Linked DNA regions of Homo sapiens: region 2 is linked to region 1. Evidence: chromatin loops called from intact Hi-C (ENCODE). Cell type or tissue: IMR-90. All regions are shown on one strand. Links, peaks and the distances in the headings refer to the core of each region. The heading gives the core; the rest is flanking DNA.

The links. Peaks named below come from ENCODE experiments on the same cell type or tissue, not always from the same donor. Only the 100,000 strongest peaks of a DNase experiment are listed, where the experiment ranks them.
Region 2: it touches region 1 in a loop (4-fold over the local background); 15 of 110 quality-filtered maps call a loop at or near these places.

Annotation. Positions count from the first base shown.
Region 1 is chr11:45,096,725-45,107,731 of GRCh38, forward strand. It overlaps LOC105376652 (a long non-coding RNA gene), which reads right to left. Exons shown (of 6, transcript XR_931241.3): 5 at 10,384-10,596; 6 at 9,761-10,034. It also overlaps a transcript of PRDM11 not described here. Among named protein-coding and RNA genes, the nearest start is that of PRDM11, 44 kb to the right of the region's middle. RefSeq lists enhancers at 4,459-4,999, 5,000-5,538 and silencers at 6,334-6,628, 8,976-9,065. In IMR-90, for the core only: CTCF peaks have their summits at 6,567 (motif pointing left) and 8,959 (motif pointing left); DNase peaks (open chromatin) are centred at 6,267, 6,537 and 8,937; H3K27ac peaks cover 489 bases; H3K27me3 peaks cover 889 bases.
Region 2 is chr11:44,551,552-44,562,558 of GRCh38, forward strand. No RefSeq gene overlaps it. Among named protein-coding and RNA genes, the nearest start is that of CD82, 8.6 kb to the right of the region's middle. RefSeq lists a silencer at 5,154-5,203 and enhancers at 7,612-8,248, 10,284-10,785, 10,786-11,007. In IMR-90, for the core only: a CTCF peak has its summit at 5,288 (motif pointing right); a DNase peak (open chromatin) is centred at 5,280.

The DNA.
Region 1 (11,007 bases), core at 2,085-10,084:
GAGATTGTGCTAGAAGCCTGTGGAATCACAGAGGCACTGGGTAGCGTGAACAGAAATGCCTTTTTCTACTCTGAAATGTGAGGACTGACTCCTTCAGGAGGGAGAAGGGAACGTTGTCATTTCCAAGTACATTCTCTGCCAGGCCTGTTTCAGGAACTCCTGCCTGCTCATCTCACATGATCTTCATGCCAATCCTGGCAGGGAGGCAGCTGCGTGGCCATGCACCAGTCTCCTTGCTCCTCTGAGCCTCCTTTTTCTCATCTGGCAAACGGGGATAATGAGGCTACCAACCTGGAAATGTGGCTGAGAGGTAAATGGGATGAAGATGAGGCCAGGGAATTTGGTTTTAAGGTTCAAATCAAGGATATTTCCTGCAGCTAAATAGAAAGCACCTTTACCTTCATCCTGTATGCAGCCCCCCATACCTCCAACTTCAGCATCCTGGTGACTTAATGCATCAATAGCTCACAAGTTTGAAGATTCCCCTGCTCTCCTGAGTCCTCTCCCTTACTGGCCATGTGACCTTAAACAAGTCCTTCACCTGGCTGAGCCTCAATTTCCTTGTATGTAAACTGAAGGCACTGGACTAGGTTCCCTTCCAGTCTGAAATTCACAGGCTTCTCTATCAAGTAAAGTCTGAGGAATAGTAGCTACCAAACGTGAGCATTTGTTACATGCCGGCAGAATTGCCAGCACATTTACCTACATTGTCTAATTTTGTCCTCACCACAATCCTGTGGGAAAGCTTTCATCCCTCCCATTTAACAGGTGAGGAAATTGAAGCTCAGGGGTGGAACAAATCACTCAAGATCACACAGGGGTAATGGGATTCAAACTCAAGTGTCGCTCAGATGCTCAGACCATTGAACTCTACTGCACACATAGAATCAGAATTTATTTTCACTACCATTTTTTCTGGCCAGGCTTTTCCTGTTTAGCTTGTCCTTGAGGACGGAGCTATTGGGACACATCCAGGGCTTAGGACCACCTGTAGGTGAGACAAGCAGGCTACGGAAAGCATGGAGCCGCCTTGTTGGCAACTGGGGCCACAGGCTGTGTTCCACTCTCTTCAGTCCACATCTCTGGGTGATACACTCATGTTTGGAGGTGCCTGCAGTGGCAGGAGGAAGTGGGGAGTGGGGAATATGACAGTTCTCCAAGGAATTTGGAAGGCAGGGGAAAGAGCTGCACAGGCACCGTCACGTCATTGGCAAAGGTGCCAAAGAAATGTCAGAACAAAATGTGCTGGCTGGGATTGGAGATGAAAAATCCATTCGTGGCTGCCCTGAAGCAAATCCCTTCACTCCCCAACTACCATCTCAGAAGGAGGAATTAGTCACGTGACAGAGCTCTTCAGCACCATGGACAGTGCCCTAGCGGCACCTTCAGGGAACCCACCCAGGCCTCAGAGTATCAGGCCCAGTGACTAGCACCACAGCTGATGGAGGGGATGGCCTCGTTCCCCTCATCCCCAGGGACTTATCATCTGGGGCCAGGAAGAAGACTGACATGCAAGGAAAACTCACACAGTGCTGGGTGTTCCTGTGTGCTAAGGAAGGACCCTCTGGCCAATGTTGGCCTTGACATCCATTCCTGCATTTGGCCATCATTGAGCAGGGGATGTGTACCTGACTCTGCACCAGACACCAGGGAAGGAAGAGCACAGATGAATGGAGACTGTGCTTGCTCTTGAAAAGCTTGGACTTAGTCGGGGAGACTGGAAACCAATCATTACGAGATAGAGGTTGGCATGAGATGAGGTCAGTGAGGTTGCTACTAATGCTAGTTCCACTTTACAGGTGGGAAACCAGGCCAGGTGACTTGCCCAGGCTCGCACAGCTATGAGGAGGCAGAGCTGGGATTTGCATCCATGTGGTCAGGTCCCAGGATCCATGATTTTAACCACTACCATGACTATGGGGTGGTGGTGGGGAACAATTCAATTAAGTCTAGAAAGGGGCAATGGAGAATTCCTGGAAGGAGTGACACCTGGGTTGTATTTTCCCAGGTGAGGAAGTTGGGGGAGGTCAGAAAGAATAGCACTGTGAAGCCTGAGAAAGGTAGTGCTCCATAGTGGGTATGGGAAAGGGCCACACAGAGGATGTGGGAACAGGAAGGCGGGCGAAGGTGAGGCTAGAAGACCCCCAAGGGTGGGCTCCTGAGGAGTGTTGTACTAAGCAAGGGAGTTTGAGCTGGATTCTGCAGCTCTAAAGAGTCAATGGAGTGTTTCAAGCAACAAAAGAAGGTAATCAGATTCTGGAAAATGGCTGATAGTGTATTGAAGTGGACTGGAGAGGGATCATTGGCAGGAGGGATGTCTAGCCAGAGGGCTACTGCAGGAAGCCAGCTGAGGGAGGGAGGGAAGGCTAGACTGGGGCAGGGGCAGTGGAGCAGCAGGAATGGCACGCGATGCCTGATGGCCTTGAGATTAAGATCACAGGCTCTGGGCCGGGTGTGGTGGCTCACGCCTGTAATCCTAGCACTTTGGGAGGCTGAGGTGGGCAGATTGCCTGAGCTCAGGAATTCGAGAGCAGCCTGGACAACACAGTGAAACGCTGTCTCTACTAAAGATACAAAAAAATTAGGTGTGGTGATGTGTGCCTGTAGTTCCGGCTACTCCAGAGGCTGAGGCAGGAGAATTGCTTGAACTCGGGAGGCGGAGGTTGCAGTGAGCCAAGATCGTGCCACTGCACTCCAGCCTGGGTAACAGAGTGAGACTCCATCTTAAAAAAAAAAAAAAAAAAAAAAAAATCACAGGCTCTGGCCCCACATCTCCTGGGTCCACAGCCAAGACCAGGAGTGAGGAAGCACCTGCCTTACACTGCCTTTTTTTTTTACTTTTTTTATTTTTAATTTCTGTGGCTACATAGCAGGTGCGTATATGTATGGGGCACATGAGATGTTCTGATACAGGCATGCAATGCGCCATAATCACATCATGGAGAGTGGGGTATCCATCCCCTCAAGCATTTATTCTTTGTGTTATAAACAATCCAATTACAGTGTTTTCATTATTTTAAACTGTACAATTAAGTTATTACTTACTGTAGTCACCCTGTTGTGCTATCAAATAGTAGGTCTTATGCATTCTTTCTAGCTTAGACTGCCAATTCTGAAGCTCATGCACTTTACTTGTGAGCTCTTCAGCCTGTCTCAGGACCCAGTTACTCTTACTTCACCCGCTGTTCTGACAGAGCTGTAGGTCTGACTCTCAAATTCACAGCAGATTAGAAGTAGAAAGTTTTATGGGATGGGAGAAGAATTGAGAGGCAGGTGCAGTGACAGCAGGGAGGGATGCTAGCTAATGTCGGGAAACCAAAGATTTTTTATTTTTTTTAAGCATCATAAAATGGCATCATTTGGCAGATTCTGAATGCATCAACACATCCTACATCAATTACACTATGTAATAAAGTCGGGAACTCTATCACATTTCTAAAAATATTTCCATCCAAGGGCTAAAATGAAATTTGAAAGTTTGAGTAATTAAGAGCAATCCCTCAGCCATACTGATTCGCTAATTGTCCTTAAAATCCGAGTGACTGAGACCTCTTTGTACCTTTCAGAACCTTGTCCTATCCATCAGAGTGATGGGGTGATCCTCACACTCACCCCAGGAGAAAAAAATAGGCAGAGGGGCCACCCCATGTCATAGGTGAAGAAACTCATGCTCAGCCTTTCACAGCCTACACAAATGGCTCTTCATTTTCAGAGTCAAGCTGGGAGCCCAGATGTCCTGATTGGCAGCCCTGAACTCCCAGTCCTTCTGTCTGTCTGCTGCTTCTTTCCTCCCTCCCCTTCTCAAGCCATACCCACCCACTGGTGCTCATCATCATCTGCTGCTGCTGATTGGCTGGTGAGATCACCCTGAGCAGCAGCCCTCTCCTCCATAGGTCCGTGGTATGTTGACATCAGAGAGGTTATTTGCATACCCATCAGCCAGTCAACAGCTTCCCATCCTCAACCGGGCAGTTCCTTTCTTTATGGAACTGAGGCTTCTCACTGGGACTGAGCTCATAAGCCACAACAGAAGCCGCCTTTTATTGAACACTTATTATGGGCCAGGCCTGTGCTATATATTTTGCATATTTTCTCTCATTGGATGTGCACAATAACCAGCTTGAGGTAGGAACTGGGTTAGTCCCACTTCTCAGAGAAGAAACTTACAAAGTTTAAGTATTTGCCCAGGGTCATGCAGACAATAAGTAGCAGAGATGGAATCTGCACCCAGGGATATCTAATCCAAATGCTGTATTCTTAACCAGCTCCAGAGTCTTCCAACAGAGGGACAAGTATTGTGGCTTTGTGTGTGTGTGTTGGAAGTGGGGGGGTGGGGATTAATAGGACTTTAGCCAGGGAAAGCAGCTTCTCCCTTTCCCCACACTTCTTGCACCCTAGTCACCTTACTGGGCTGAGAGGTGTGTCTGTTCCATGAGAGGAGAGAGCTAAGGAGAACTTCCAGTTAGGGAGGGGGTGCTGTCAGGCTGCAGAGCAGAGACTTGCCCAGTCCTCAGACCTGGGAGGTCTCCTTCAAGTGTCAAAAGAAGGTATTTGGCCGGTCATGGGCTCACGCCTGTAATCCCAACACTTTGGGAGGCCGAGGTGGGCAGATCACGAGGTCAGGAGATCGAGACCATCCTGGCCAACATGGTGAAACCCTGTCTCTACTTAAAATACAAAAATTAGCTGGGCATGGTGGTCTGCACCTGTAGTCCCAGCCACTCAGGAGGCTGAGGCAGGATAATTGCTTGAACCCAGGAGGCTGAGGTTGCAGTGAGGTGAGATTGCACTACTGCACTGCAGCCTGGGTGACAGAGCAACACTCTGTCTCAAAAAAAAAAAAAAGAAGAAGAAGAAGAAGAAGAAGAAGAAGAAGGCGTTCAGGGCTCAGAGCTAGAGGCTGAGCAGAGGAAGAAGAAGGCGTTCAGGGCTCAGAGCTGGAGGCTGAGCGGAGGAAGAAGAAGGCGTTCAGGGCTCAGAGCTGGAGGCTGAGCGGAGGAAGAAGAAGGCGTTCAGGGCTCAGAGCTGGAGGCTGAGCGGAGGAAGAAGAAGGCGTTCAGGGCTCAGAGCTGGAGGCTGAGCGGAGGAAGAAGAAGGCGTTCAGGGCTCAGAGCTGGAGGCTGAGCGGAGGAAGAAGAAGGCGTTCAGGGCTCAGAGCTGGAGGCTGAGCGGAGGAAGAAGAAGGCGTTCAGGGCTCAGAGCTGGAGGCTGAGCGGAGGAAGAAGAAGGCGTTCAGGGCTCAGAGCTGGAGGCTGAGCGGAGGAAGAAGAAGGCGTTCAGGGCTCAGAGCTGGAGGCTGAGCGGAGGAAGAAGAAGGCGTTCAGGGCTCAGAGCTGGAGGCTGAGCGGAGGAAGAAGAAGGCGTTCAGGGCTCAGAGCTGGAGGCTGAGCGGAGGAAGAAGAAGGCGTTCAGGGCTCAGAGCTGGAGGCTGAGCGGAGGAAGAAGAAGGCGTTCAGGGCTCAGAGCTGGAGGCTGAGCGGAGGAAGAAGAAGGCGTTCAGGGCTCAGAGCTGGAGGCTGAGCGGAGGAAGAAGAAGGCGTTCAGGGCTCAGAGCTGGAGGCTGAGCAGAGTCACAGGCTCTTTGCCGAAAGCCTGTGTGACCTGGGCCGATGTGTGTTTAATGATCCCCAAAGGCTCTTCCTGTCTTAGTTTCTGGAAAGCTGGCTTTCCCGGGGAGATGCTAGCTGGACACAGATGAGGAAAGACTAAAGTTCAGCCTTGCAGCACTCCCTGGGGCCGGCATGAGGGGAAGCACCCCAGCTGGGGCCCCAACACTGCCCTCTGCAATCCAGCCACTCCCAGGAAGGGAGTAGAAGAGCAATAACGTCTTCTGTGGGAGCCTCCTTCACACCGTGCCACAGCCTCCTTCCCCCATACCACCCCAGTCCATTAGGTCCAGCCCCCCTTGCACCGTGCCACAGCCTCCTTCCCCCCTGCCATCCCAGTCCATTAGGTCCAGATGACCTGTGACACACACCCTGGGCCCCCAGCCCTGTGCTGGCCGCCCTGGTGGATGCTGGAAACGCCAGGCGAGCCTCTGGCCACAGAAGGTGGTGCCTGGCCCATTGCACAGGGGCAGCCAAGGTAATCAGTTCAATGCCAGAGCAGTCAGGGAAGGCTTCCTGGGAATGGCAGCAATTGGGCTGGGCTTGCCAAGCTGATTAGTGTGAACTGGTCGACCGAGGAAGGGAGAGCAGGCCTGATGTACAGAAGAGCAGATGCAGAGAGACAGGCAGGACTGTTTACCCTGGAGGGGGAAGGCCCACTCACTGTGTGGGCAGGAAGCTGACTCAGAGTGTGATGAGAGTAACAGAGAACCCAAGTCTCTCTACTCCCAGCCCAGTGCTCATATAATCGTGAGCCCTAGCCTTGCATTTTCATTCTCTTGTCTGGTCATCACTGGACAGTTGCCTCTGCCATGTCTACTGGACAGGACTCAGGATGGTCACCAGCAGCTTTCCCCTGCATCCCTCCCCAAAGCCCAGAAACCCTGACCACCCCGCCGGGCCTGCCTCCTCCCCGGCCTTGGAGCCCAACCTGGACTCTGCAGTTGGTCCTTTGGCGCCATCTGATGGTAGACATATGAAACTACAGCAAATGGGGGGACTGGTGAAGGAGGAAAAGTTGGAGGAGGAAGAGGAGGAAGATGAGAGGGAGATGAGGAAAGAGGAAGAGGAAATAACTTGTATAGCCTATATGGATCACCATGTGCTTTGGTAGAGACAGAAAAATCTAGGCCCTACCGTTTTGCAGCTTTGTGACTTTGAGCAGTTCACAGTTCCTCCCTGAGCCTCAGTTTCCCCATCTGTAAAACCAGGAAAAATAACCCAAACTTAAGTGTTAACCTTTGGCAGGGTATTGACCAAGAGGGAGCTTGAGGGGGCCTTTGAGGGTGTCAGAAATACTTCTGTCTTGATGGTCACACGGTTTTAAAAAGTCATTGAGTTGTACACAAAGTTTGTGTACTTTACTGTATATATAATATATACATTATATGTAATACTATATATAGTATATATAATATAAACATATAATATATAACATATATATTATATATAAATTATATATATAAAAATTATACCTCAACAAGAAAGGAAGCAATAACACTAATCTACCTTTAACGGTGAAAACCAAGAGAAATCATGTAAGAAAGGGGCTTAGCTCAGGGCCTGGCACCAAGTCAGGATGCATTGAGGGCGATGGTTATCCCTGCTGTCACTCAGCACTTTCAAATATAGCTGTGCTTTATTTTGCAATGACCCTGTAAGTTGACTTACTTTTTATAGCTGAGGGATTGAGGCTTGGTGAAAACTTGCTCTAGATGATCTAATTCCGTGCCCTAGACTTTTTCGCCTGGGCATAGCCCTCAAGCTAGGATAGGCTGAGCAGGGCCCAGGGCAACAGAGCTGTGTGGACAGGCTAGCCCTCAAGGGCCACTGCACCTGGCAAAGCACAAGACCAAAATGTTGTCCACTTGTTCCCAGGAGACCTGGCTCTTCCAGGTGATGAGGCACCAGAGGAACTTCTCTCAAGAAAGCAGGCATCAGCTGGCCAGAAGGAGTAAGGGCAGAAGAAGGCAGCAGGGCAGCACAGGGCACAGGGCTGGACAGGCAGATCTGGGTCTGAATTCAGGATCCTCTGGATGAAAGGGGGCAAGCTGCTTCTCATCCATGGGGGTCGGGTTTCTCATCTGCAAAATGGGGACGAGGACACGTGCCCTTCCTGCTGCTCAAGGTTGCTGTGATAGCTGAGTGAGACCATGGAGTGAAGACTCTGGTCCTCCTACTGACCTTACAGGATGGGCAAGAGCCTCTCCATTTTGCAGATGAGGAAACTGAGGCACAGACACTTCAGACCCCACCCAGCTATGACCCATCTCCCACCTGGGACCTCAGCCCCAAGGTGACTCATGGCAGAAACACAGCCCAGGGAAGAGGAACAAAGGTTTTGGGGGGAGGTGGCCTAAAACCTGCCCAGAAACCTCAGTGCTGCAGATGACACAGAACCACCAATACGGCTAAAGGGACTGGGTGGGGCACTTTAGAAAAGCAATAGGAATATCATCCCAGCCCTGAGGTTAATTCAGATCGGGGACCCAGAGTTGGGTTCTCGATGCCTTGTGATGTCCAAGCAGCTTCCCAGGCCTCCTTCCTTCACGGAGCTCCTGGGACCATCTCCTCCTCCTGCATCCTGGACAGGGGTCATGTAATTCCACCCCATTCCCATCACGGGGCCAGTGGCCCCATGTCTTAGTCTGCTTGGGCAGCTATAACAAAAATACCATAATCTAGGTGGTTTACAAAGAGCAAACATGTATTTCTTATAGTTCTGGGAGCTGGGAAGTCCAAGATCAAGGTGCCCCAGATTTGGTGTCTGGTGAAGACCCACTTTCTCATGTACAGATGGCACTTCTTGCTGTATCTTCACAGAGTATAAGTGATGAAAGAGCTCCCTCAGACCTATTTAATAAGGGCACTAATCCCAGTCAACTGTCCTCATGGCCTAATTGCCTCCTCAATGCCCCACCTCCTAATACCATCACATCGGTGATTAGGTTTCAATGTGGGAATTTGAGGAGTACACATTCAGACCATAGCACCCCATGACCTACCTAAGGCCACCCAACTGGTCATAGCCACCAGGTGCTGCAAAAGCCTTGAGCTCATCTAGTGAGAACCCTCATCTATCAGAGAGGGAAAGGGCTTGTCTGAGGCTGCACAGCAGAGCTGGGACTGGAAGCCAGACCTCTGCACACCAGGCCTCGAGGGGAACCACAGGTGCTCAGGCCTTCTGAAAGCCACCTCATCACTGTGAGAGGGCCTCAGCCTCCACTGCTACAGCTGACTCTGCAGCCCCTCCCTCCAGCCGTGGTGACAGCAGAGCCATGGAAGCAGCTGGGCCTCCCAGTCCAGGCCCCTCTGGGATTGCCCTTCCCAACAGCTTGGCATGGCCCTGGCCCGCCACCTGGTGGCCACAACAACAATTGCCAGGACGTAGCCTCAGGCTCTGATCCCACCTCCCTCTCCCTGGGGGCAGCCTCTGCTACAAGGCAGTGGAGGAGCCCATGGCTCTTCCCAGAAGCCCTCTGCTCTAGTGGGCAGCATTTCTGAGACCCCTACAAAGTGCTTGGTGCTAAGCCCCAGGGCCACAGAGGCCTCTCCAGGGGTGAGGGTCACACATCTCTGAGACCATGAAGTCAGGCTGGACCGACCCTTCTAACATGATTTCCTTTAGGCAACAAAGAGTTCCTGGCACCGAGAAGGCTTTTACTTTGCAAACTCAAATGTGCAAGAAATCATCCGTTTTCACATTTGCTTTCAAATTTTCTCTCCAGTTCCTCCTCCTGGGCTCACCCACGCCTGAACTTCCCCCACCTGAGAGAGCACAGATGACAGCAAGTGTCCGTGGCCCCAGAGGGAAGGAAAGGGCCTCTGGGGTCACTGCAGTCCCTCTGGCCTCAAGCCCAGGCTGGCCATGTCTGTAGAGGTAGGAGGTCCCAAGCTCCTGCGCTTCCAGGGGCTCAGCAGTTTACACCCCGTTGGCAGCCCCAGCTTAAGGTGCAGGCTCCCTCGCAAGCCACACAGCCGTTCTCGTTGGAGGCCCTGCCACCTCTTGGGGTGCAGGGATTGGTTTCCTGTCACCCATGGGTCCCACCACCCTCAGGGCCCTTTATAGGCTGGGGTGATTTTTGCTTTCTTTGCTGGTTCTCTCACGAGCTAGATGTTCTAGTTATACTGCTATGCTACAAACCACCCCAAAATTGAGCACATAAGACAGCCATTTTATTATAGCCATGGATTCTGTGGGTCAGAAATTTGGAAAGGGCATCATGGAGACAGTTTACCTCTGCCCATAATGCCTGAGGCGCCGGCTGGAAGATTAAGGCTGGGGTGACTTGACGGTGGTGGCAGGAACCCTCTGGTGGGCATCCTCACGTGCAGGTCTGAGGCCGACACGGGCTGCCACCTGGGACACTGACCCATCTGCTCCACTCCACGTGGTCTGTGAGTTCTTTTTAGCACAGCAACTGGGTTCTAAGAGTGGATGTCGCAGGAGAGCAAGGCAGAAATGCGTGGCATTTTCTAGATCTAGCCTGGGAAGTTACAGAGCATCTTCTGCCATACTCTACTGGTCAAGGCAGTCACAAAAGTCTATGAATCAGAGATGTGGGGTGGAGTTGGGCTCAGATTGAGCACTGAGTGAAAAAGCTTCACTGCAAACAGGGATACCCCCAGAACAAAGTCCAGGCTTTGTGGGGAGGAGAAATGAAGCAGATCTGCTAAAGCCAAAAGATGGAGAACTGCTTCTGTCTGTGAGTGGGGTGGGTTGGCCAGCAATACCTGGGCTTCACAGGTCAGTATGGGGCTGGCTGAAGGCACCCACCTGGTGTTTAGGGGGCCCAGGGGCCTCCATAGAGCAAGATAAGTGCCACGTTAGCACACCAGGGTCACCAGGCAGCCAGGACAGGTGACTATCTCAGGGTCTGATGGAAGCTCAAAGTCCAGATGCTCTGCTCAGCCCACTCCCGGGCTCCACACTGGTCTCCACCATCTGTGTGACCTGGGCTGATGACATCTTCGAACTCCACTTTCTCACCTGCAAAACGGGGCTAATTATAGTTCAATGAGTCATAGCCCATTTCAGGGGCAAGTTCTAAATCAGTAAGGCAAAAATTAGGTACACACAAAACGACCCTTGAGAACCTCTTATGCTCCCCACCAGCATGGATACACATGGTTTTGTGTATACAGTTGTGAAGAGTAAGTCTAATGAATGTCAAATGTGGACAACTGATGAAGCAGAACAGAGGGTGGATGGGGTGCAGTGGGAAAGCCAAGAGGGAGGTCTGGACTTCTGTGCCATCTGCCTTTAAGGAAATGCCCATCTCTAGTTGAGTGGGGGACAGGGCAGGGGTAGGGGTGGGGTTCCTCTAAGCCTGTCAGGTTTGCTGACTGGCTTTTCCGTGTTGCTTTCACACCAATCCTCTGTAGTGTTAAATGAACTGAT
Region 2 (11,007 bases), core at 1,391-9,390, 550 kb before region 1:
ATGTCTCCAAATATTTTTATTGTGTGGTTGGTTGAATCCATGAATGCAGAACCCACAGATATGGATAGAGGGCTGACTGTCAGCAACAATAACAGTAGTAGTAGCAGCAACAGTAATAACAGCAGTGGTGGTGATTAGAACTGTAGCAGGAGCAGCAGCAACAATATTTCTTAGAGGGCATCATTTCCTCTTGGGATTCTGACCTGACAGTCCATGGACTGAGAGTCATTCCATGGGTGGGAATAGTGATGGCAAAGCTACTGTTGTTGGTAATGAAGATGCTGATAATAATTGTGATGACGATGATGAAGATGGCAGTGATGATGTCGATGATGTCATTCATGATGACTTTGGTTAATGCAGTGATGATGGGGATGATGATGATGATGGTGATGATGACAAACACAATAGAGATGGTCTTGGTGATTGTGAAGGTGGTGATAGTGGATTGTAATGGTAGTGGTGAGAATGATGATGGTGTTGGTGGTGACGCTGATGACATTGATGGTGACATTGATGATGGTGACAATGGTGGTGGTGGTGGTGATAGTGATGATGCTGCCAAAGTTAACTTCTGTCTTATGTTAATATTTAGTTTGGTGGGCCCAGCTGAGAATGCAGTTGAAATCCTGTCTCCTGTCTTTGTTGCTCGTTCTCCTCAATATTTGGCTGCTACCTTGAGGTCTAATATGGCTGCTTCAACTCTAACCATCACATCTCCATTCTAGCCAGTGGGAATTCAGAGAAGACAGGGAGGGGGGGAGCAAAAGGCAGCCTCTTGTTCTTTTTTTTTTTTTTTCATTCTAGCTATATTTTCATGGGTTTTGTGTGTGTTTTTTTTAAATTTTTTATTTCCATAGGTTTGGGGGGAACAAGTGGTATTTGTAACTTACATGAGTAAGTTATTTAGTGATGACTTGTGAGAGTTTGATGAACCCATCACCTGAACCTCTTGTCCTTTTAAGGGCATAACCTGGAAATTATTGAAATAGAGCTCAGATAAAACTTTCTTTTAAATACTGCAGTCATGGATAAAGTTTATCATATGGCCCAGTGACCTGATACCTAAGGACCCCAGCAAGCAAATTCCTCTTAGACCCAGGATAAAGGTGAGCTCTCCTGGTGAACTAGAACGTTTTCTTTTTTCTAGCTCTTTCTTCATTTCTTCTTCCTTCACTGCCAGCAAAGTGCTTGGGCTCCAGAAACAGCCTGCAGGCTTCCTGACTGGGCTGGTGATAAAAGGGCCACACTGGGATCTGGGACTGGCACCATAGACTTGGGGCCCTAATAAGGGATAGGAAAGCCTTCTAGCAGAATGGAAGGGAGAGATCTTGGCAGATAGCAAATGTTGGGTCTGCTTCTTAAAACACATTCCTAGTGGGCCAATATTAACATGTGATGTCACTGTTTGAAATACTAGTGCTATGGTTTGGACGTGCATCCCCTGTAAGATTCATGTTGAAACTTAATCCCCACTGTGGTGGTAGTAAGAGGTAGTAATCACTTCTTTTTGAAAAGTGACTAAATCATGAGGGCTCCATCCTCATGCATGGATTAGTACCTTATAAAAGGACTGGAGGGAACCAGCTTAGCCCTTCTTGCACTTCCATCCCTTCTGCCATGTGAGGGCACCTAAATGGCACCATCTATGAGGAGCAGGTCTTTGCCAGACACTGAATCCACCAGGGCTTGGTTTTGGACTTCCCAGCCTCTAGAACCATGAGAAATCTATTTATATTATTTAGAAATTATGCAGTCCCAGGTATTTTGCTATAGCAGTACAAGTGGACTAAGTCACCTCGTTAAGACAATGGAACAAGGAATCACAAAGACATTTTCTAACTTTGGCTCTAGCACAAACTGTTTTACAGCCTTAGGTAATCCTCTGATTCTGACTTTTCTCTTTTTTCCTCACATGGTGGAGAGAGAGGAAGAGCTCCAGTGTCTTTTCTTATGAACACACGAATCCTATCAGATCAGGTCCCCATCTTTACCACCTCACTTAACATTAGTTCCTTCCTTAGAGGCCCCATCTCCAAAAACAGCCACACTAAAGGTTAGAGTTTTAATATGTGAATATTAGAGGGGACATAAGCATTTAGGACATAATACTAACCTATCCAAACATCCCAATCGATTTATCCAATATCATACAAACATACACAGTATTACAATCCACTGAGGACTTCTGCATAATAGAGAGCATCTGAAACACCAATCGCCTAATTACCCAACCCTCAATGGAGTCATTAGTGGGTTTGTGTGTCTGCCGGCTTAGGAACTCTTTGGTGGATGATGGTTTTTTGTCTACCACTTAATCTGTTTCTCTAGGTTTTTAGAAAACACCTGTTGTGCTCAGGAAATGTGGTGGTGTATTCCAGAACCAACAACACTTTTATAACCATTCTTTACTTTCTTATTCATGAAAAAAATATGCACAGTATGCAGAGTCACACAAGGGCCAAATGGAGGCTCACGAGTGCATTTCTTTCATTGCTGAATATTTCTATGAGTGCTTAAATTTCCCAGGTCTCCTGGCTCATCTGCTTCCTCCACAGGCTCTTCCTCTTTCTTAGGCAACAGTTACACCTAATAATGAGAATGAGCCTATGGTAGGCCAGGCACAGTGGCTCACGCCTGTAACCCCAGCATTTTGGAAGGCCGAGGCAGGCGGATCACTTGAGGTCAGGAGTTTGAGACCAGCCTGGCCAACATGGTGAAACCCCGTCTCTACTAAAAATACAAAAATTAGCCGGGTGTGGTGATGGGTACCTGTAATCCCAGCTACTCAGGAGGCTGAGGCAGGAGAATAGCTTGAACCCCAGAGGTGGAGGTTGCAGTGAGTCAAGATTGTGTCATTGCACTCTAGCCTGGGCAACAGAGTGAGACTGTCTCAAAAAAAAAAAAAAAAAAGAGAAAAGAGAATGAGCCTATAGTGGTGGTTACACACTACACCGTGAACATTGGATGCAGACCTCCCGGAAGAACTACTGAGATACAACTTAGAGTCACGTGTCTTCTTGCAGTATCCACCCACAGCCCAAATGGTCTAGCCTCCATTTTTGTGTGAAATCATTAGAGCAGGCTTTCTGTTCATGAGTCAGTGCTATGGTCTGAATGTTTGTGTCCCCTGAAATTCATATGTTGAAACCTACTCCCCAATGCAATGGTATTAAGAGATAGGGCTTTTGGGAGATAATTTGGTCATGAAGGTTTCACCTCTGTGCATGGGAGCAGCACCCTTTTAAAAGAGGCCCAAGGAGCTTGTTAGCCCTTTCAGTCATGTGAGGATGTAGCTAGAAGGTGCCATCTTGGAAGCAAAGAGTGGGCCCTCACCAGATGCCAATCTGCTGGTACCTCAGTCTTGGACTTCCCACACTCCAGAACCATGAGAAATAAATTTCTACTGTTAATAAATTGCCCAGTCTAAAGTATTTTGTTACAGCTACTTGAACACACTAAAAGTAAATTTTGGGTAAATATTTTTTCAAATCATGATGGCAAATATGTACATATTTTTATTTACATATAAGTTATATATAATATGTTATAAATATTATATATAATAGGTATCCAAATATATATTCAAGAGGGCAAAGGCATTGACTGCTATATCCTCAGTGCTAGAATATCATCCAGGACACAGGAGGCACTCAATAAATAATTTGTGAAATGCAGAAGTGAAATACAGTTGAATGAGAGCTACTATGAAGCATGATTTGTGGCATTCAGTGTCTTTGTAACTGATGTACCTGGTAGCTCTGCTCCCCAGAATCCAGCTATCAGTGCTAGAGGAACTGGTATGGGTTTTCCTTTTCTCCAATGAGTCCCTTCCCATCCCTGTAAGATTAGACAGCCCCGCCCATTGTCATGTGACTGGCAACAACTCCCTCTGGGAGGACACTTCTCTGCCCATGATATGGAGCTCAGCTTCATAACTTGCCTTAACAAATGGCATGTAGGCAGAATGACAGATACCACATCTAAGCAGGAGCTTTGAGAGCCACCAAGCGGCTTGACCACTGCTTCTTCTTTTCTGTCCCATGAGAAGACCCTAAATAGGGACGGATTTTCCATCTTGGATCTGGGAATAACAAAGACACATGAAGCAGAGTCTCACGTGACCCACAGCAATCTTTAGCGGCCATGTAACATAAGTGGGGAATAGGGCCTTTGTTGATATAAATCAATGAGATTTGGGGAGTTCTTTGTTACTGCAGTATAACCTCACAGAAGCTGTGACTCTCCAGCCAACCCCAGCCCCATGCTCAACAATTCAGGGGACTTTGCAAGAGCCATTAAATAAAATTTTTCTGCAAAAACAACTAGATTTCACTTGCCATGCTTATAACTAATACCTACTGTGTTTAATGTTATTTCATCATGATTATTAAATGCGGTGACTTTAGGCCAGCTGTCTCATTGGCTTGTAAATCCCACGCCTCAAAAGTGTCCTTATCTGAGCTGGGTGGGTGTCTGCAGTTGAAACTTGGCGTAGAGACCTAATTCCATGTCTGCCCTCACCTGGCCCTGCAGCCAGGGGGATTAAACTGAGACCATGAGGAATGGGGCAGCCCCTATTCCCCTGCCTCCAAGTCTTTCATCTCCAAGCCCCCAACTTTTTTTTTTTTTTTTTTTCTGAGACAGAGTCTCACTCTGTCACCCAGGCTGGAGTGCAGTGGTATGATCTCGGCTCACTGAAACCTCTGTCTGCAAGATTCAAGCGATTCTCCTGCCTCAGCCTCCCAAGTAGCTGAGATTACAGGCACCTATGACCACGCCAAGCTAATTTTTGTATTTTCACTAAGGACGGCGTTTCACCATGTTGGCCAGGCTGGTCTTGAACTCCTGACTTCAGGTGATCTGCCCTCCTCAGCCTCCCGAAGTGCTGGGATTGTGATTATGGGCGTGAGGCACCGTGCCAGCTGATTTTTTTTTTTTTTTTTTTTTGAGACGGAGTTTTGCTCTGTCTCTTGGGCTGGAGCGCAGTGGGGTGATCTCGGCTCACTGCAACCTCCACCTCCTGGGTTCAAGCAATTCTCCTGCCTCAGCCTCCCGAGTAGCTGGGATTACAGGCTCATGCCACCACACCCGGCTAATTTTTGTATTTTTAGTACAGACAGGGTTTCACCATGTTGCCCAGGCTGGTCTTGAACTCCTGACCTCAGGTGATCTGCCCGCCTCAACCTCGCAAAATGCTGGGGTTACAGGCATGAGCCATTGCGCCCGGCCTTCAAGCCGCTCTTAATTGGCTGCACTGAGCGCTGTGGTGGACACCAGAGGGCGATAAATGCTCATTTTGGAGAAAAGAGTGATGAGGTTTTTGGTTTTATTTATTTTTTTCTCCTCTTTCTCTTCATTTCTGTTGGTAAAAGGAATGACTTGGACACAACTAACTAGTGCATCTCATAGCCCTAAAGTAGCAAATATTGTATGTGCATTGCCTGCAGCGTAAGCAGTGAGGAAACAAACCCAGAGAGGTGAAGGTCACATGTGCCCAAAGTCACATGTTGGAAAGTTACCAGAGCAAGGACTTGAGCTAAACCATGTCTCACAGAGGAGGGCAGTGCAAACATGGCAGTTTTCACAGGGATCATCCTGGAAAGTGGTGTCCCTGTCTTCCCGCTAAGGTCTGTGTGGCCCTGCCAGCTACTCAGAATGCTCTCAATATGAACATGAATTCAGCCAGTATTGCTCCCCGGATTGCAAACTCAGTTCCCCATGGGAACCAGGCAGGTCACAAAAATGAGGGAAGCAGGCTAGATGAGCCATAGGCACAGTGGGGACTGTAGCCAGCTGGAGGTCATATGTCGCAAATAAAGAGGTCAGCCACAACTCAGGTCCATCCGCTGTGGCCCCGTTGGAAGGCACAGCAGGAGGCTCAGATGTCCCTATCCCTATACATCTAAAAATCAACATAAAATTCCCCAATTTTTAAATGCTGGCCACAAATTCAAAACTTTTTCAACTCAACTAAGCCTTGGCCTTCTCAACTGTATAAGGGAGAGAACGTCTACACCATCAGCTTCTTGGGCCACAGGTGTGTTCTTTTAGATCTCAGGCCTGATTCAGGGAAAGATCTCCCCACTGATATAGTGCAGCTCCACCGAAGAACAGCTGTGAGAGTTCCCCTTTCTGCAGCACCTCCTCATCCATCTCAGGGGCTTATGAGTGCAGGCATACATTGCTTTTTATTACGCTTTACAGATAACGTGTTTTTTACAAATTGAAGGTTTGTGGCAACTGAACTGAGCAAATTTGTCCGTGCCATTTTTCCAACAGTATGCACTCACTTTTTGTCAGAATTTTGGATCAATTTTTTTTTTTTTTGAGACTGAATCTCTCGCCCTGTTTCCCAGAGTGCAGTGGTGTGATCTCGGTTCACTGCAACCTCTATCTCCTGGGTTCAACCAATTCTCGTGCCTCAGCCTCCTGAGTAGTTGGGATTACAGGCGCCCGCCACCATACCCAGCTAATTTTTGTATTTTTAGTAGAGACAGAGTTTCATCATGTTGGCCAGGCTAGTCTCATACTCCACACCTCAGGTAATCCATCCACCTCGGCCTCCCAAAGTGCTGGGATTACAGGCATGAGCCTCCACACCTGGCCAGGATCAACAGTTTTTAAGTAAGGTATGCACATTTTTTAGACATGCTATTGCATACTTAATAGACTATGGTGGAGGGTAAACATAACTTTTACATGCATTAGGAAACCAAAAAAATTTGTGTGTCTCACTTTATTGCAATATTCGCTTCAGTGTGGTGGTTGGGAAAGGAACCTGCAACAGCTCCAAGGTGTGCTTCTATCTGGAGACTGAAAAAGCGCTGCCCAGAGTAGTCCCCTTTCTTCTGCTTTGCTCTTCCAAAAATCCCTCCCTAAAGGCGTGGCCGATGGTCTCCAATGTGATCCGCTGGGGTTCAAGGAGAAAATAATAGGACTGCTTTCTGTTTATTTTATAGATATATATATACAATATTTTAAATAATTATCATTTAAAATTTTTGTTTTTTGGCCAGGCGCAGTGACTCACACCTGTGATCCCAGCATTATGGGAGGCCGAGGTGGGTGGATTGCCTGAGGTCAGGAATTCAAGACCAGCCTGGCCAGCATGGTGAAACCCCGTCTCTACTAAAAATACAAAAAAATTAGCTGGGCGTGAGTGAAACACACCTGTAATCCCAGTTACTTGGGAGGCTGAGGCAGGAGAATTGCTCCAACCCAGGAGGCAGAGGTTGCAATGAGCCAAGATTGTACCACTGCACTCCAGCCTGGGCGACAGAGTGAGAATCTGTCTCAAAAATAATAATAATAATAATAATAATAAATAAAATAAAATATTTGTCTTTGTGCATAGTTCATATTATGCAAAATGGCTAATAAAATAGTACATACATATCTATTATAAACAAATGACATATATTGGGATGTATATAACCCTACCATGGGTTTAAGCTGATGCCTAAAAAGAAAAATAAACGGGTAGAACAGGGAATTTGGGGAGGGGGGGACATGATTTAATAGTTTCAAAGACTTACCCAAGTGCCACAGTTGTAAGATAAATATAAATAAGCTTTAGAATATGTAAAGTGCTACGCAAATGCTAGTTATCAAATTAGTTAAATATATTTAAATTAGTTATTTTACAGCTTACTTTTAAAACGGTGGCTGCCATTATTAGTGTCGTAGTTGCTATGGCAACATGGCAATGTACAGGGGCTAAAAGCCCCCTGAAGAGTAACCCCTGGACCTTCAGATGTAGTAGGCGGCAGGGCAGGATTTGAGCAGGGGCCTCACTGATCTTTCTGAAATGACTGAGACAGGAACAAATCAATGGCTCAGTGTCTTCTGTGGGAACTCAGCCCCTGTCCTCAGCTACAACCCAGCTATAATGGGCTTAGAGTTCCAATCCCCTTTAAGTGCTTTGGAGAAAAAAATAAAGGTCGGTGGTCCTGCTGAGCCCATTCAAATGCAGGAATGACTGTGTTCAGGAATAGAGAAATGGAAACAGAAAGTGTGGGAAAGTGCTATTAACCACTTCCTGGCCTGAGACTCGGCAAGAGGACAGAGGATAGGGCGGGGTTATGCCAAGCAAGTGCTGGAGCCCAGCTTTCTGGGGCCAGCCTTCTTTCTGTAAGCAGGAAGCAGGGTCCCTTCAAGGCCCTGGGGAACCTCCTTGATCCAGTGCGAGCTTTTGCGATTCAGTGTTGGGCGCTCACTGGGTCCCAACTTGGGCCTTTCCCCTAGGGCTCAATTTCAGGAACTGAAAATTGGGTTAGCTATATATAAGCTGCAACTTCACTTTCCTCCATCACTTGTTAGTTGTATGACTTTAGCATCTGAGTGCTCCATTTCCACATCTTGGGAATGGGCCTCATAATAGTATGTGCCTCACTGGGTTGTTGCTATCAGGATTAAATGAGTGCAATTTTTAAGTTTGTAACTTTAAGGAAACAGTGCAGGTTTAGGGAGGGAAGTGCTAACTCTATTCTGAGGACTCTTGAAGAAAGATCTTAAGACATCCACTTACTAGGCCAGGCGCGGTGGCTCACGCCTGTAATCCCAGGATTATGGGAGGCCGAGGTGGGTGGATCACGAGGTCAGGAGATCGAGGTCATCCTGGCTAACATGGTGAAACCCAGTCTTTACTAAAAACACAAAAAAATTAGCTGGGCGTGGTGGCACACACCTGTAGTTCCAGCTACTCACAAGGCTGAGGCAGGAGAATCACTTGAACCTGGGAGGCAGAGGTTGCAGTGAGCCGAGGTCGCACGACCACACTCCAGCCTGAGCAACAGAGTGAGACTCCATCTAAAAAAAAAACAAAAAAAAGACATCCAGCTACTCAAGACCAGTTGTCCACTGCTGAACTTCTTATTCATTTGTGCACAAATGCTTGTGTGATACATACTGTATACCATTTTTTAAAACAATCAATTGAGTTTGAACTCTCAGCTCCCATCAGAGAAACCCTCCTCCAGTCATTCTGAGGACTCGCTTGGGGCAGATTGTATTTTTCACAGATGGCTGCAACAATATCTCCTTTCTTGAAAACTCTTCTAGAATTTTGTTACCCCCTGGTTAAGAAAGAGACTATGTACCCTGCTCTTGAACCAGGGCCTTGGTGACTGCTTCTACTAATAGGATGCAAAGGAAGTGATCCTATATGACTTCTAAGGCTAGGTCACAAAATGCCATGCACTTCTAAGTGAGTCTTTGTTCTTCAAAACCGGCAGCCAAATTATGAAGAAGCTCAAGCAACCTGTGGAGCAGCCTCATGGAGAGGACCAAAGGCCTCCACAGCTCTGGCTGACCTCCCAGCTGGCAGCAAGTGCCAACTTGCTAGGTGTGTGAGTACACCATCTTGAAAATGGATCCCCAACCTCCAATTGAACCACCTGACATTGCGTAGAGCAGAGATAAGCCGTTGCTGCTGAGCCCACCCCAAACTGCAGATTTATGGGCAAAATAAATGAGTGGGATGGTTTGTTACATAACAGTAGGAAACAGATACCCGCACTCATTCTCTTTACCTTCCTCCACCAGAGATGTGCAAAAGTCTTGGGGCCTTAACCTAGGCCCAGACACTAACAGGGAACTGGCCCCCATGTTCTTGCCTACAAGTTCTTTGAAGTCTCCTGCTCAGCTGTTCATCTTCCACCTTTGGGGTGGGGGAATCTTCTGAGAGCCTGGCAATCCTATAGCCATACCTCTCTGAGGTCTTGCCACACCACCGTCTTCCCCATCTCCAAGTTGGCCATGGATATCTTCTCTCAAGGCTTTCTAGGGTGGTTCTTCTCACCCCTTTTCCCACCTCCAGAACTCCTGGCTCCACCTCTAGAATGGACTAGAGGTAGAGTCTCACTAGAAGTGTCTGCGCTTTCTGCCTGGCAAAATGCCCAAGGTGAGTCATGACAAAGCTTGCCTTCTGCTGGAAGAGAGGGGATAGGGACAATGCTGAGGGAGCCAACCCAATGTGATATTTCAGTGAATGACTCTGCTATGGTTTGAATGTATTGGAAACTGAATCCCCAAATTCATATGTTGATGGTATTTGGGGGTAGGGCCTTTGGGAGGATTAGATAAGGTCATCAGGATGGGGCCCTCATGATGAGGACTGGTAGCTTTATAATAGGATGAAGAGAGACCTGCGGTGGCATGCCCTTGCCCTCTCACCATGTGATGAGTCAGTAAGAAGGCTTTCACCAGATGTAGCCTCTCAACCTTGGAATTCCCAGGCTGCAGAACTATACAAAATAAAATTCTTTTATCGATTACCCAGCCTATGGTATTGTGTTATAGCAACAGAAAATGGACTAAGTTAGACTCAGATGCACATCTACTCAACAACTGTCCCTTAAGCTTCCAGGCATGTGCTAGAAGCTGGGGAGACAAGGCCAAATGGCAATGTCACCATAGACCTGGACAAGAGGGCACCTGTGGCCACCCAGAGCCCACACCTGACCTTGATCATGCTTTGGGTGTTTAAAAACCTAGACTGCCTATCCAGCCCAAGCCAGTTTTTTTGTTTTGTTTTGTTTTGTTTTGTTTTGTTTTGTTTTGTTTTTTGAGACAGGGTCTTGCTCTGTTGCCCAGCTGGAGTGCAGTGGTGCAATCTCAGCTTACCGCAACCTCCGCCTCCCTGGCTCAAGCGATCCTCCCACCTCAGCCTCCCGAGTAGCTGGGACCACAGGCACACGCCACCACACCCAGCTAATTTTTGTAGTTTTTGTAGAGACAGGGTTTCATCCTGTTGCCCAGGCTGGTCTTGAGCCCCTGAGCTCTTTAATCCTCCTGCCTCAGCCTCCCAAAGGGCTGGGATTTCAGGTGTGAGCCACTGTGCTCAGCCCCCCAGCCAGTTTTAAGGTTTACAAAGCTGCCTGCCCAGGTCCATCCTCCTGAGGGTACATCCTGTCCCTGGAATGTGCATTCATAGAGAGGTGACGAAGAGGTGGCTGTAGGCAAGGCGTGTGGGCAAAGTTTGGGTGTGTGGGCTGGAGTATCCAC